2 separate regions of the Mus musculus genome follow, and region 1 is linked to region 2. A link is a loop called in an ENCODE intact Hi-C map of the cell type or tissue named here. Cell type or tissue: heart. All regions are shown on one strand.

What was found. A loop is a pair of places that touch in the nucleus more often than their neighbours do. Peaks named below come from ENCODE experiments on the same cell type or tissue, not always from the same donor. Only the 100,000 strongest peaks of a DNase experiment are listed, where the experiment ranks them.
Region 1: it touches region 2 in a loop (7-fold over the local background); 27 of 42 quality-filtered maps call a loop at or near these places.

The regions. Positions count from the first base shown.
Region 1 is chr10:62,100,839-62,108,838 of GRCm38, forward strand. Fam241b (family with sequence similarity 241, member B) reads right to left here. Exons shown (of 4, transcript NM_027251.4): 4 at 6,818-8,000. Among named protein-coding and RNA genes, the nearest start is that of Fam241b, 6.2 kb to the right of the region's middle. In heart, CTCF peaks have their summits at 1,449 (motif pointing left) and 4,514 (motif pointing right); no DNase peak of the experiment used is centred here; H3K27me3 peaks cover 5,805 bases.
Region 2 is chr10:62,238,544-62,246,543 of GRCm38, forward strand. No RefSeq gene overlaps it. Among named protein-coding and RNA genes, the nearest start is that of Tacr2, 9.9 kb to the right of the region's middle. In heart, CTCF peaks have their summits at 2,069 (motif pointing left), 4,595 (motif pointing left) and 4,800; a DNase peak (open chromatin) is centred at 938; H3K27ac peaks cover 471 bases; H3K27me3 peaks cover 525 bases.

The DNA of each region.
Region 1 (8,000 bases), 140 kb before region 2:
GAAGGAAAGTAGGTCCATTTTGACACATTTCTCTGTGACCACCCACCTGGGGCTGCCGAAGTGCTTTGTGCATGATGTTGCACAAACCCTTGGCAGAACAAAGATACTGGGAAGAGAGATGGTGTCCCTCCCTTGGCTGGTAGACTATTATTCAAACCACTGACCCCGGGGAACTTCACACCGGTAGAAGGAAAAGACTGAAGTGTGATGTAGCCAGAGGAGGAACCTGGCCATCACCAGCAATTGATCACGACTCTGACTGCTTGTCTGCCCACCTTGCAGAAAAGACTTGGAGCAGAAACAAGGGTGATGGGACGGACCACATGCCCTGGCCAGGGTCACTCCACTATGCACACCTCTAGTGCTTTAGTTAAACTGAAACAACATGTTATTGCTTCAAGTGTGGACTTGAGGGTCACAGGACCTCTTTGTCTGTTTCCTTTCAGGGTGGCCGTATTGTGTGCATCTCTTCTCTCCACTTCCATTGGTACTTATCTCTGTAATCGATCTATGGAGGATGGGTGGCTAAGCCTAGCTCCTTAGGGCTGCCAGTGTACAAGCTCCGATCCTAAAACTACAGTGACAGCATAAGAGGGGGATGTTTGCAGGGAAACCTTGTTTTAACAAAACACATTGGGACATCATGGCTGGGAAAATGCTCTGGGAGAGGCATCCTGGTTTACTATGATTGAGAAAGAACCATTTGGGCTCCATTGTCCCTAAATAGAAGCTGCTGAAATATAGAAAAAAAAAAAAAAAAAGCCACAAATCACTTCTCAATGAGGTGAGAATCTCCAAGGCAACCTGCCCAGGGCTGAACACCAGGAGGCAGGAGATGCATGGTCACCATGGAAACCACATCCTAGAAACCCATTGGTATTGGTTTGCCACATTGCAGATGAGGTAATGGGGGTGGAGCTAGACCTGCAGGGTCCCTGGAGACTAGAGTAAAGAAAGGTGTGGGAGGAGGAGAAAAGGAAAGAGGGAGAGGGTTGGAGAGAGAGAGAGAGAGAGAGAGAGAGAGAGAGAGAGAGAGAGAGAGAATATCTCGATCCAGGCCAGGCTCTAGGCCATCTCTCTGAAGCTATATGAGGGAATGGGCCAGGAGCTGAGATGAAACAGATAAAGAAACTGGCCTAAAGCCCAGAAGGATGAGCAGTTGTAGCAAGGTGCCACCATATTGAAAGTCTTTATGGATGTATTCCATCTCTCTAGGTCACTCACTCAGCATGAGTAATTCTCTAGTGCTGCTCCATCGATGATAAATTCAGAAGGATTTGGAATCAGAACAAGCCTAGCTGGGTCCCTCAGGTCCTCCGTTGACCCTGGGTGCTCAAGCACAGGGTGCGAGCTCACCCGCAAAGCCTGCCTCTGGCTCCAATTACTCTCAGACACGTTGGCTGGTCCTTTTCTTCCTAGAAGCTAAGTAGCACCACCTGCTGGTGGTCTCTGGAAGCAAGGCAGCAGTGACTAGTGGTCTCTCCCAACTGTGCCTCTGACAAATCTATCTCTTCAAGCAGGTGGGAGACTAGGATCCATCTCTAATCACCCTCTGGTGTCCTGGGGACCATATGAGTCCTGTGATAGAACGAACCACAGAACACAGCCTGCCCAGATCATCAGTTGGCCATGTGACCTCAGCCAACCATTGGCATCCCTGGGCTACAATGCATGTCCATGATAAGGAATTTGTATGAAATTCCCCCATTGGGGTTCTTGACAGCTTACACAGCAAGCATTATCCTGTCCTGCAGAGGACAGTTCCATCAAATCTGAGGAAGGAGAACACCCCAGAAATACAGTGCCATGTGTCTCTCAGCATCTACGTGATTTAAGGCAACCTGGTGCAAGAGGGCCCACCACCTCCACTGGCCAAGAAGCAGGAGCTAGGCCCAACAATACTACTGTGCAATCAAGCCTGAGACAGTCCACTGCAGCTAGCCTGCCCTCCTCTGATGTGGAGAGGATCCCAGGGCTCCTAGACATATATCAGAGGAGCATAGCTGGGAACCAGAGCTACCCACAAGGCACTGTGGGGACTGGCCTCTTCACCCTTTGACACAGGAAGGTCTCCACAGTGAACAGCCACTCAGAATGCAGAGATGCAGGCCCTTCCTGAAGCTGGCTATCGGGAGATTAGTGCTAGACCAGTTTGGTGGGTGGGGATGGTAGACCTTAGTCTGGGCAGCTAAGCTCACAGCCCAGCTTTCCCGTCTGGCGTGACAACATCCTTGTCCTGTTTTCCCACTGGCACAGCCAGGTCTACCTCTCAGGGTCTGCTGGAAATTAAGCTCTCACGCTCCATCTTTCCAGGATGAAGCCTGGTCCACAGCAACACATTCATCATGATGCTCCCTTAATCTAGACGATCTTCCAACTTCTTGCCCTATCAAGAGCGTGTATACAGCAGGCTCCTGGCTGTTCCCTCCACCTGTAATCCTACTGAGCACTTGCTGTATGCAAAGCACTGTACCAGACAGCAGGGCTAGAATGACGGGAAAGGTAGTTTGGATGCAATAACCCACAGAGCTTCTGGTCTAAAAGAGAGTCAGGAGATGGACAGACATCAAACTGACAGACTCACAGCAAAGCTGCTGAAGGACCATATGACAAGAAGGAGTGAACCTGAGTGGTCAGAGAATTATCTTTGGCTCTCTTCCTACATGCTGGAAATAAGGGTGTGATGGCTGGTGCTTTGCAGCTATTGTGGATTCTGAGGCAACGCTGGGGTGGCCATCATTCTTGAGAACTGTATTGTCTGCTCTTGGCTTTTATGAAGACTGAGGGGCCATTTATTCTGTTTTAAGAACTTCAGTTACCTAATTGCTTCTCTGCCCTCCAAACCCTCTGAATCACATGCCTAGAATTAGTAAGGAACAGGCTGTCTCCCCATTAGCCAATAGGAACCTGGGTCAGAGGAGTCTGGGCAGGTTTTGGTTAAATTCACTTGAGTGGAAGGAATTGGCAGGAGACAGAAGTCTTGCTGAATAAAGCAGGTTAGAGATGAATCCGGGGTGACAAGCTGGGACCAATCTTTAGGGCCATCTGCAGACACAGCTCTAGAGTCAGCAGTTAAAGACAGGCCTGAGAGAAAGGACTCAAAGCCAGGAGGCCCAGCCTCCACACCAGAGACTCCTCAAGTCCAGCCCCCGGCTAACCAGGACTATGCCACTCAAAGACTTCAGGGTCAGTGACCAAAGGATCAGGCTTGAATTCTACCTCTGACTGATTGAGATGGCCAGGCAAGCTCTGTGGGACCTTTGCATCTTAGTGTACTAAAGGGGCGATGACAATGGGTTGTGTCTGCACAATCGTGCATGCCCACAGACTGATGCAGATGGACACAAATCTGGTTTGTTTGTTTGTTTTTTGAGACAGAGTCTCTCACTAGTCTGGAACTTGCCAAGGAGGCTAAGCTGACTGGCCAGTGAGCCCCAGGTATATGTCCGTCTCTGCCTCCCACCACAGGATCACAAACGTATCACCACGCCTGGCTTTGCGTACATACATATCGGAGAGGGCAGGTTCTGGGAATCAAACCCAACTCCTCATGTTTGAAAAGCAGTTGCCTGCCTGAGATGTTTCTCCAACCCCAGGCCAATTTCTTGACAGCCATACCCTACAGGTAGTAACCAGATTTAGACATTTTCCTCCCCCCACCACACACACACACTGGAATTTTAAAAGCAATTTGAACTTTAAATATTCCTAACACCGTCGGCAGCTTTCGTTGGAGTCCCTTAGGCTGTGGTCAGATTTAAACCACTTCTCTGTGCCACTATGCCTCAACCCAGACTCTACCTACACACTTCTTACTGGGCCCAGCAATGGCTGTAGGTAATCCACTCTCCCCCACTCAGACAGGGCACCTGAGACACGCCTGCCCAGAGATGCAACAGATCTGCCTGACAAACACTAAGTCACTGGCACCCTGGGAGAAATGACAGCCATGTCATGTGTCACATTGATTTAAAAAAAAAAAAACCATAGAGCACCACACTCTTGAGCAAAGCTAGGAGGGGCTGAAAGGGGCTGGTGGACAATTTCTGGATGTTCTGGGCTAGATGTTTGGCCACCCCTACTTACAGAGCACACAGCCCTAGAAAGGGACCAAGTCTCCCCGACCCCCACTGGGCCACTTCATGTGTCACCAGAAATGTGGACTAGAAATAACCAAGGCTGTGAAATGGCACTAAGAGAAGCCATGACTCATCCTCCCCCAGCGGTCCCCAGGCACGCCAGCTTCAGGTTTCCTGTACTGAGGGGTAGAGAGGAGACCATACACCCAAGAGAGCATCTTAGTAGCCAGTCTGACTTCCTCTCCTAAGCCTGCATCCCACTGGTGAAAAGGGAAAGGTCCACTTTGATAAAATGACAGGAGGCTTGTAACTCTCCCTGACGCTAGACTCAGACCAGGGTGAAGCCACAGTTAAGTGTGGATTAGAATAAAACTGTAGGTGCTCGCCTCCAAGTATCTCCCTGGAAGGAAGCCATGCTCCTGTGCAGACTTTCCACCAGGTGGCGCGATGAGACAACTTTCAAAACACAGGTTTACAAGGCAAGCCTGTGTCTCTCCCAGGTGGGTACAGATATAAAAGCACATTTTTTTTTTTTTTTCTATCTCATGGCTTCCCTTCACCTTAACCCTGATGCTCATCAAACAAGGTGGCAGAGGAAGACAGACAGACACTGGCTGTGCCAAATGGGTAACCACCTACTAAGCTCTGCTATGGGCAAGAACAGGCCAGGCCAATATATTTGCACTTGACAGCTGATATGGTGAAGGTGACCATCCTAATGCTGACCCTTTAATACGGTTCGTGTGGTGATGACACCCCCCATCATCATCAAATTATTTTCGTTGCTACTTTATAACTGTAATGTTGCTACTGTTATGAATTGTAATGTAAGTATCTGACTACAGGATACCCAATTGAGAACCAAGCACTCCGGCTGTTTCCCTCAGCTTTTGCTGGCACACAGGTGTTTCCAGAATGTTTGTGAAGCTCAGGGCCAAGGACCAAGTTTATACCCTGCTGAGTTACACACCCAGAAGCAGGCATTTCCACTATGACCTACACCCAGTTTGGGGTTATGGTTCTTTTGGGGGTCTATGTGATAGTACCCCACATGGCTGAGGTAAAAAAAAAAGGACCACAACTCACCCCATACTAAAATCCCATGGAATGAAATTCTTGACCATAAAATGTGCCCAGATAGCCAAGAACTAAAGAAGGGAAATGTGTTTAGCTTATTGTGATATATAAAAACGAAAAATTCGGTGCTGGAGAGGTGGTTCAGTAGTTAGGAGCACTGTCTGAGTTCAATTCCCAGCAACCACATGGTGGCTCACAACCATCTGCAATGTGATCTGATGCTCTCTTCTGGTATGCACATGTACATACAGATAGAGCACTCATACATAAAATAAATTAGTATATATAGTAAATGAAAAAAAAACCTACACGTTCAAATATTCATGTCTGTTCACATTGGCATAAATTCTAAGAAACTGGCCCAGGTGGTATAAATTTGTATTCCTATTTCCTTGAGAAGTTGAGGGAGGTGGCTCCTAAGTTCAAGGCCCACTTGTACTACAGCGTGAGTTCAAAGCCAGAGTGGACAACTTATGAAAAGTAAATAAAATGAAAGTCAGAAAGGGGATTGTAGGTGTAGCTCAGAGGTGTGTGTGCCTAGCACGTGCCAAGGCCCTGGGCTCAATCCCCAAATAATAAAACAATGATAATAGCACTGTCACAGCATCGCATGCCTATAATCCCTGCTACTTGGGAGGCTGAAGCAAGAGCATTGCAAATTCAAAGCCAGCCTGGGCTCTCTAAGCCCTGGACCACACAGGCCACCCTTCCAAGGGCAGGGCCGGGCACCTCTGCCTGGATTGGATCAGGTCGTCTTAGCACTTTCAGACCTATGGTTGAAGAATCAAACAGAGCAGTGTCAATGAACCCAGAGGCCAAGGACACAGAGTCAGGACACAGCCCCAATTCCCTTTGCCCTGTGTCCTAACTGCAGTAGGTCTGCCGTGGCCGCCTTGCTCACTTCCAGGTGAGACCTTGCTGCCTCTGGGTCTCTCTTCGGAACCTGAAAGCCTGCTCACTGTCTTCAATGACACATGGATTCTCTTCACAGGGTGTGGACTCTTTGACTTTAGAAAAGGAGACTGCGTTTCCACAAAGGCCCCTTTCAACTGTGACGCTCCAGTGTGTTACATGAGGACCCTAATTCGCATCCCTTAAGGTATTCCATGCATGAAACAAGTCCCGCAGACTGAAAGAGGACCCTGAGAAACAAGATGGCTCTGGGGAGCAGGATGGGGGCAGGCAGTCTATTGTGGCTGGGGAAGGGAGCAGGCCGACCTGCGAGGGTGTGAGATGTCACTGTGAACAGCTGAGATCGCGAGCAGCTGACAGCTACACTCCTTTTCCACCAAGAATGCGCCCATGTCCCCTCCTGTCATGCGCAGAAGACTCAGGAAACCTTTGGTGAGGGATCCACCCTGACAGAGGATCCCAGCCCCAGGGAGCAGTGGACAGGCACATGGCCTGAGGGAGGTTGTTTCAATCAGAAGAGCAAGGTCAGGAGAAGAGAATAGCATCTGCAGTCGTCAGCCACCCCTGGCCACACACAGTTACCCTCAGGGACCTGGGAGGGGGAGGTTGCTGGTACCAAGGCAGGCTGGGTCTTCAGGCTTCATTCTCCTGGAGCCATCACCCTGAGCCCACCAGACCTGAAAGGCCACCCACCTACTGCCTCTCTCAGGCAGTCTCCGGTGAAGACTCGAATTCAAGATCTGCAGGGTGGTGGTGGCACATGCCTTTAATCCAGGCGCTGGGACCTCCAGGCCAGCCAGTCTACAGAGTGAGTTCTAGGACAACCACGACTGCAGAGAGAGAGAGAGAGAGCACCAGCCAAACCCATGTCTCCTGTCAGGAAATCAGGGCTCCCTGGTCCTGAGACCTGCTAAGGAGAGCTCACTATGGCCAGGACTTCTGAGAGCTGCTGATGGCTGGACGAACGAACCTGAGCAGCCCCTGGGTTGAGCCCCTGAGCAAGACAGACCTCAGACATTCAATACACTCCATTCTTTCACTCCTTACACACTCCGCCCCCAGTCATCCTAAGGACTCTACCCCCACCCCAAAAGCTGACCTTGGGGTTCAGAGTATTGGGGTGCCTAGAGCTCCCCACAGCACTAGGCAAGGGGTCCAAGCCTGTACCTCACCTCCCAGCACCCTGTCTGAGAAAAATCCCCGACATCACAAGGTCAAAGGCCCTATCACCTCTTCTCCAAACCCAGCCACCCCACCAGCTTCTTCAGGCAGGGCAGCCGTGAGTCAGTCATTCACCGGCTTCTTAAAAGGGACTCCAATTTATTTATTGAAAATATCACAATAGCTGGGCACAGTATCACACACCTTTGGTCCCAACACTTGGGAGGAAGACACAGGAGGATCTCTGTGAGCTGGAGGCCGACCTGGTCTCCATGGTGAGTTCCAGGCCAGCCAAGGCTACACAGTGAGACTCCTCTGTCTTGGAAAACCCAAAGAAAAGGAAAGATCATGATAAATAGAATGTCAATATCCTTCCTTATACATAAAATCAGCCAATAAAAAAAGGACACCATTAAAATGAAGGATTGCTATAAAACTCTGGACAGTTCCCAGCTGCTCTCAGCTCCGGGTTTGCGCCTGGTAGAAGATTTGTGTTCTGGGAGAATACAACATACTAAGCCTTTCTTATTCCTGCTTGTGCTTTTTAGCGGAAGCCCTATGCCCCCTAAAAACATTCCAGGAAACCACAGGACTCTCTTTTTCAGCAATGCTGGCCCAGAGAGTCCCTCTGCCTCCTGCAGCGGGAGAAAAATCTACAAAGCCGGTCTCATGCCCATCACACCTTCTGAGCCCACCCAAGCTCCCTCCCCCTGTGCATGATGTCGCACCAAAGCCCAGTCCAGTCAATCCTACTGAACACTCCCGCCCTCA
Region 2 (8,000 bases):
ATTTAGTGTTTCAGAGAGCCATGAGCTACATGCTAAGTAAAAGCAGCGGACTTGGAGAGCATTGTTGATTTCCTCTGGTAAAAGAGCAAGTCTCCCTCCAATTTTACACTTTCACAGAACCAAACCAAACCAAACCAAACCAAACCAAACCAAACAAACAAACCAACAAACACTTGTGTTGCTATCCAGGCTTCCTCCTACCCTGGCTGTCATCGTAGATAAGGCAATAGATGCGCACCGTCACACCAATGTGACTCATATTAAAGAAGAGGATTTTATTTTTCTTTTTAAAAATGATATGCATATGTGGATGTCTGTGTGTGGCTTCTGCATGTGAATGCAGTGTCCATGGAAACCAAAAATGAGTGGTGTGTCTCCTCTAGAGCTGTGGCTGGCCCTAGGCAATAAGAGTGTATGCTTTCTTAAGCACTGAACTGGCTCACATTAAATACCAGACAGGTAGGTCTTCTATGGTAAATAAGGCTCAGGGTGTCCTTATCCAAGCCTTAGGGATAGGGCCCAGAGAAATGAACTCACTGGGCAGTTTTGCCATTGTACAAACATCAAAATGGTAATGATGTTACTAGGTTAAAAAGTTGCAGGAAACAAATGCACCCTTTCCATGAGACACAATTTCTTGTTTGTTTTGTTTTTCAAGACAGGTTTTCCCTCTGAGTCCTGACTGGCCTGGAACATGCCCTGTAGACCAGGCTGGCCTTGAACTTGGAGATCCACTGCCTCCCAAGTGCTGGGGTTAAAGGTTCGTGCCACCACCACCCAGCTGAGATACAAACTATTTTTTAAATTGCATTTACTTATTATGTATGTGTGCACAGGCTGCCGTAGCCCAAGTGTGGAGGTCAGAGGGCACCTTGCAGGAAGAGGCTCTCTCCTTTCACCATTCAGGTGGTTATGCTTGGCTGGCGGCATGCACCATTAGCCACTGAGCCGTCTTGGCAGTGCCCTGTGTTTCTTTTTTCAGACACGGTTGGATAAACCAGGCTAGCATCAAATTCATCATGTGACTGAGCTGGCTGCTTTTGCCTCCCAAGTGCTGAGATGAGATGACAGATAAGTACCTATATACACACATACACACACGTATTTCATTATATATACATGTATATATGCATTATATGTGTATATTTATATAAGTATGTGTATATATATGTACTTCATTATATATGTATATATATTCATTATTTATATTATACTCATATGTATGTGTACAAAAATAAACATATATTTCATTATGTATATATGTATATATTCATTATATGTATATTCATATATGTATGTGTATGTATGTATTTCATTATGTATATATGTATAACCATATGTGTATGTATATATATATATGTATATATGTGTGTGTATACATATATGTGTAAATATATATATGTGTGTGTCTAATATATATGTGTGTGTATGTATATATATATATGTATATATGTATACACACATATATACATATATATATATATATATACACATACATATAAATTCTATAACCCAGGCTGCCCCTCATAACCCTCTTGGCTTAGCCTCCCAAGTATGGGGATACAAAGTATCACGACTGGGCCATCAACATAATTCAGTGTAAGCAACACTGACAGCCTCTGGAGAAGTCCAGGCCAGGGGCAGCCTGCCTGCATGGAGGTCACATCTGGACGCCGCACAATGCCCACTGACACAGAAATGTCCAACTCTGAACAGAAGTGTAACTTTTACAAATTTGTCTCAAATGGATCCTGCCTGTTTCCATGATTGCGTCTGGGATGCACGTGCCCCTTATCCCTCATCCCCTGCCAGGAGGATCAAACCTGGATCCGAGGGACAACTGAGTCTAAGAACATCTGTTCCCCACCTGCACTCCAAGGGCAAGACCAAGGAGGGAAGGTGTGAGGTCTTCAGGGCAGAAGGGTTCCTGTTTCTTGCTGGTGACCTGGAGTCCAGTGGGGGCAGTCAGTACTGAGAAGTTTGCCTTGGTCTGGAGTTAACATGACTGCTCAAGTGGTTAGGATGCTTGCTGCAGGTCTAACAACCATCTGTAATGGGGTCAGATGCCCTCTTCTGGTGTGTCTGAGGAGAGCGACAGTGTACTCACATACCTAAAGAAAATAAATAAATCTTTTAAAAAGACAAAAAAAAGTTAATAAAAGCTCATTGGGTTTCTGTTGTTGTTTCTGTTCTTTAGTTTCAATTCTGTCGTGGATTTTTCATATTGTGGTAGATAAGTGCCTAAAATATATCCCATAGTGACAGTGTGAATCCAGTGTGAAGCTTCATAGCTTCACACTAGTTAGAAGTTCACTGACAAACTTTGGGTTGGTTGAATTTGGTGTGTGATTTTTTTTTTTTTGCAAGTTCTTTATTATAACTATTTTTAAAACTCTGCTCTCTTCTAGTGGGAAGAGCCAGGTCCCTGGAGAAATGAGTGCTGGCCAAACAAGTATTTCATTTTTAATTCAAACGTGGACATCAGAGAAGCACCAGGAATGGAGAGGAACTGATTTGCATGTAAGAGTCTGTGTATTACCACAATCTGGTTCACCGAAATTCGACACCTCAGACAGAACCCTGTAACCCAAGAAGAACTCTCCAGAAAGGTCCTGGACCAAACAAAAATCAGGGCAGAGACCAAGTATGGTATGGCATGTTTGCAATCCTAGCCAAGGCTGAGGCAGGAGGATCAAGAATTTAAGGTCATCCTTGGCTACCTAGCATGTTTAGGCCACTTGAGATCCTGACTCAGGAAGAAAAAGTTTGTGAGGGTAGCCTGGGCTACACAATGAGACTCTGACTCACAAAACCAAAAAACCAAAAACAAAAAGACAAACAAACAAAAAAACTAAACAAAACCCCTAACCATTGCAGTGTTCTCTGTAGCTGGAGTGTTTTGGGTTGTTATGAGCCAGAGTTTGGAAATTCCAAGTAGAAAACAGTACAAAATGGCTTCTAACAACAGAGGTGTTGACAGTTAAATCCACACAAAAAGAAAATAATGTGTTGCTATGGGAACCCCCCTAAACCAGTGATTCTCAACCTTCTTAATGCAGCTCCTCATGTTGTGGTGACCCCATCCATAAAATTATTTTTGTTGCTACCTCATAACTGTAGTTTTGCTGGGTACAAATTGAAATGTAGACATCTGGTATGCAGAAGGTATTCGGTGATCCCCCAAAGGGGCTGAAACCCACAGGTTGAGAACCGCTGCTCTAAACCGATGACCTACAAAACAGTCACAACTTTGAACAAAGTTCAAGGAATTACAGCCTACCTCTGCGGCTGCAGAGACAGCTCAGCAGTTAAGGACACTCCCTGCTCTTGCTGAGGTCCTGAGTTCAGTTCCCAACAGTCGTGCAACTCCAGCTGCAGAGCGATCCAAAGCCTCTGGCTTCTGAGGGCACCTGCACACACACGCACATAACCATACACAGCGGGACCTCACTGTGTACCCTCGTCTGGCCTGACACTCACAGAGATCCGCCTGCTTCCGCCTCCTGAGTGCTGGGGGCAAAGATGTGCACCAGAAGGAAGGGTCTCCCCACCCCCTTACCCATGGTCTGTCTCACTGTGTAGCCCTGGTTATCCTGGAACTCACTCTGTAGACCAGACTGGCCTCAGAGAGCTGCCTGCCTCTGCCTCCAGAGTGCTGGGCTGAAAGGTGTGCGCTACCATGCCCGGTATTAAATCTTTGTTTTGAAAGTAACCTCTACCAGTGAAAAGCTGCTGTGCTCAAGCTGTCGTGGACAGAAACTGCAGGGCATCTGTTGAGGAAAGCAGGACCAGAGAGTGAGTGTGTAGGCAGTGCGAGCCTTCAGATAATTCTTTTGAATTCTAGGAAAAGCAGTCATGTTACACAATGGTCTGACAGATGGGCTGGAGCATCCCAGGTGTAAACACATTGAGAGAGTCTGGTCTCAGGGTTGTGTCTAAATTTGGCCTCCCGCTGCAGCCATCTGGGTGGGGCTCTTTCAAAAGCCCTGCACCTGGCGCCTGCCCCAGGCACCCCCACTCTGTTGGTTTCAGGTGTGTGTTGATGGGCGTCTGAAGTTTTTGAAGCGCCCCACCTCATTCCAACTGCAGAGTTCAAGAGCCACTTGGCCTCGTTAGGGCACAAGAGTGGCCGCGGAGAGAGGTTGGAGGGCTAAAATATAAACTGCTGCACGAACAGGAGCCACGCAGAGTGGAGAGACCGAGAGAGGGGGAAGCTGAAGCTGAGGGTACCCTGACTTTAAGCTTAGGCAGCTGGGTGGAGATGCTGATGATTTCAAACACAGGGGAGCATGGTATGCTTGAGATAGCCCCACTGTAGAGATGCCTGGTGCTTATTAGCAGTACAAGGAGATTTGGCTGGGTGAACAGTCTTGACTGCCGCAGCCGCAGCCGCAGCCACGGCCACGGCCACAGCCACAGCCACAGCCACAGCCACAGCCACAGTCACAGCCACAGCCACAGCCACAGCCACAACCTCCACCACCTCTCCTGCCACAATCTGCTAACGGAGAGGTTTCTCAAAGCCCTTTAGTCACAGGTCCAGATGTGGTAGCGCACACCTTTTATCCCGATTCATGTTCTGTGTCTTCCCTCTAGTGGCACGATCTGTGTATTACAGAGATTGAGGGTACAGTTCCAAATCTTTACAGGAGACAGAGGAGGCTGAGCCCAGGAAGGGGGGCGGGCGGGGGGGGGGAGGCACGGAGGCACCGGTGGGGAAGAGGGTGAAAGGGAGAATCAGGGATAGGAAGAGGGGGCTGCAACAGTGATTAAGGGTCTCCGCAGCACTCTCTGGGTCAAGCCGGAAACCCTGAAAGATAATACAGAGAGCGGAGGCCTGAGTTCCAGTCCAGGCTCCGCCAGTGCATGCCTTGCCTGAACCTCAGCCTTCTGGCTCAGCTGGGGAACTCTGAATAACTTTGTGTCTTTCTTTATTAGCGGCCACAGTAGAGTTACAAGACTGAACGTCTGTGTCCCTCACACAGGAGATAAAGGACAGTTTGGGGGGGGGGGGGCATATGCAAGGGCTACTGAGTGGCCAACAGGAAGTCCCTGAAGGCTTTCTGGAGGTTGTGGCATCCGTTAGTATCTAAGGACTAAGTGGTGCATGCGTAGGTAGTGTCTGTGGGCAGACTTCCTACTCTTGGGACATTCAAGAGGAACTCCCAGTCTCAGAGAAGCCAGTGGGAAGAGAGAAAGGCTGTGTGAGGCTTTGACTATCCCACCTTGGACAGCTCATCTAATTTTCCTCAACATGGATGGGCTGGGGAGTGAAGTGGAAATTTCTGGGTTCTTTGGAAACTCAGTTACTTCATATGATGTTTTGCCCGGGCAGACAGGTGAAAGGATGCTTTGCTGAAGCAGACACAGGTGAGAGAATGTCTTGGTGAAGCAGACATCTGAGAGGATGCACGATGTTTGGAAAGAATATGAATGTGACCCTACAGACAGTGGGGGGAGTCTCTGGCATTGGTTCGCCTTGCTCTACCTTACTAGTTGGTGACCCACACGTGTTGGTTCTCCTTGCATAGCATTGCTGATCTTCACTTGTCGTGACTTCTTAGAGAGTAACTTGCCAAAGAACTTCTCATGATATACTGGTGGCTTCTTGAGCTTCCTTAGACATGGGCTGATTGCCGGATCGAACCGCTGTTGCTGATTTGTGAGTGGTGATGGCCGAGCGGGCTGGACTCAGCTGCTGAGTCATGTTGGTGTTTTGCTGAGTCATGTTGGACTGCTGACAACGAAGACTGGAATAGCTCCCAAAGAACTATTTCTAAACAGGTCCACATCCCCCTTTGCCCTATTAACCTTTCTTTCCCACTACTTCTGGAGGGTGTTGGCTAGAAGGGAGGTTGAAGCATTTAAGAACCCTTATTAAAGTAGGTTTTAAGCGATCTAAGTCAGTAGAGGGGCTCAGTCGATAGTAGAGGGGCTGTGGTGCAATCATGAGGACTCCCAGAAACCACATACAAGGCAGACGGTGGCTATGTACACCTCTAACTCCTGGGCGGAGGATGGGAGAGCAGAGACAAAAATCCATTGGCCCACCAACCAAATTGATGAGCTCCAGGCTCAGTAAGAGACACAGCGTCAAAAATTAAAGTATACAGACTGGAGAGATGGCTCTGTGCTTAAGATCATAGGCTGCTCTTTCAGAGGACCTAGGTTCTATTCCCAGCACCACGTGGTGGCTTACAACTGTCTGTAACTCCAGTTCCAAGGGATCTGATGCCTTGTTCTGGTTTCAAGAAGCACCCACAATGCATATGTATCCCCCAACCTGCCACAGACACACAAAATAAAAAGACACAGACCCATCTTTGACCATAGACAGTAGGCTAGCGTGTCATAGAGGTGACAGTCACAGCTCCTGGGTATAGTCCAGGGAGAGGATTTCAAGGCTCAGAAAGGAACTGTGTGTTTGAGGCCAGGTCTCACAGTTGCCAAGGCTGGCCTGGGTGGAGAAGGAATGGATATGGGTTTAAAAAAATACACACACACACACACACACACACACACACACACACACACACACACATATATATATATATATATACATACATATATAATGTATATGTGTATATATGTACATGTGTATATATATGCATATATATAGTTATAGTTATAACAAATATGGCAGGGATTAGATGGGATTTGATATGAGCTAAAGACACACAACACTTTCATTCCTCACTGTCTCTTAGGTGTCAGGAGGCACTTCTAGGCTCCCAGCTTCAAGAGGTCATTTCAGACCCGCCCAAGGAACCCAAATGTGTACTGTGAGGGCCACTCTGGTATAATTTCCCATACAGTCCAGCCAAGATGGGGCTAGCCTGTGCTCCCTTCCTATAAGGTCAGTAAAAATTTAAGTCAGCGGTTCTCAATCTGTAGGTCTCAACCCCTTTGGTGTGGTTGAATGGTTCTTTCATGGGGGTCACCTAAGACCATTAGAAAACACAGATAGTTATATTACAACAAAAAGAATTTTATAGTTGAGGGGTCACCACAACAGGAGAAACTTCATTAAAGGGTCGCAGCATTAGGAAGGCTGAGGACCACTGATTTACAAGATCTTGTGTAGGCCACTCTTAGGTCAATGTCAGTGGTCAAGAACGCCATTTGAACTGGACCTGGTGATGCCTAACTGTAATTCCAGTTACTTCAGGGGCTGAGGCAGGAGGATCACAAGTTCAAAGGCAGCCCTAGGCAACTTAGTGAGACCCTGTCTCAAATCGATTTGTTTTTGATGCGGAGCTAGGAAGGTACCTTAGTCTGTAGAAATGTAAGAATCAAAGTTCACTGCCCAAGCACAAGGAGTTAATTCCACCGGATGGAGGTAAAAAGCTAGGTTTGGGAGGGGGCATGCTTGTAACCCCAGTGCTTAGAGGGCAAAGGCTATGGGGTCCCTAAGGCTTGCTGGCCAGCTAGCGTAGCCCAGTTGGCAGGACCAAACAGGTCCCAGTGAGAATCCTGGTTTCTTACCAAAACCCAGTGGACAGTTCCTTAGGAAAGGCACTGGGTGCCTCCTCCACACAAGGTGCACGCACATGAACATACAAAGAATATAAAAATAGATGGGGCAGTCAGAATGGCTCTGGAGTATTTGCTGTTAAGCCCGATGACTTGAGTTTGATTTCCAGGTCAAACTAGTAGAAAGAGAGAACTGGAGTCCCAAAAGTTAGCCTCTGACTTCTGCACACACAGCACAGCCCCCAAACACAAAACAAAGAAATGCAATAAAAAAAATTAATGCAAAAATTAAAAGGACTGGAAACACAGCCCGGGGGTGGGGCTTACACAGCATCCATAGGGGCCTCCCTTCGCCCCTGCACCACCAAAGCCAAAACCGCAATGGCAAGAAGGCCATTGGGCAAAATGGTTTGAGTTGGTACAATCTGGAGGAGGAGGGGGAGGAGGGGGAGGGGAAGAGGGGAGGAGGGGGAGGGGAGGAGGGGGAGTGGGAAGGGGAGGGGAGGGGGAGGAGGGGGAGGGGAGAG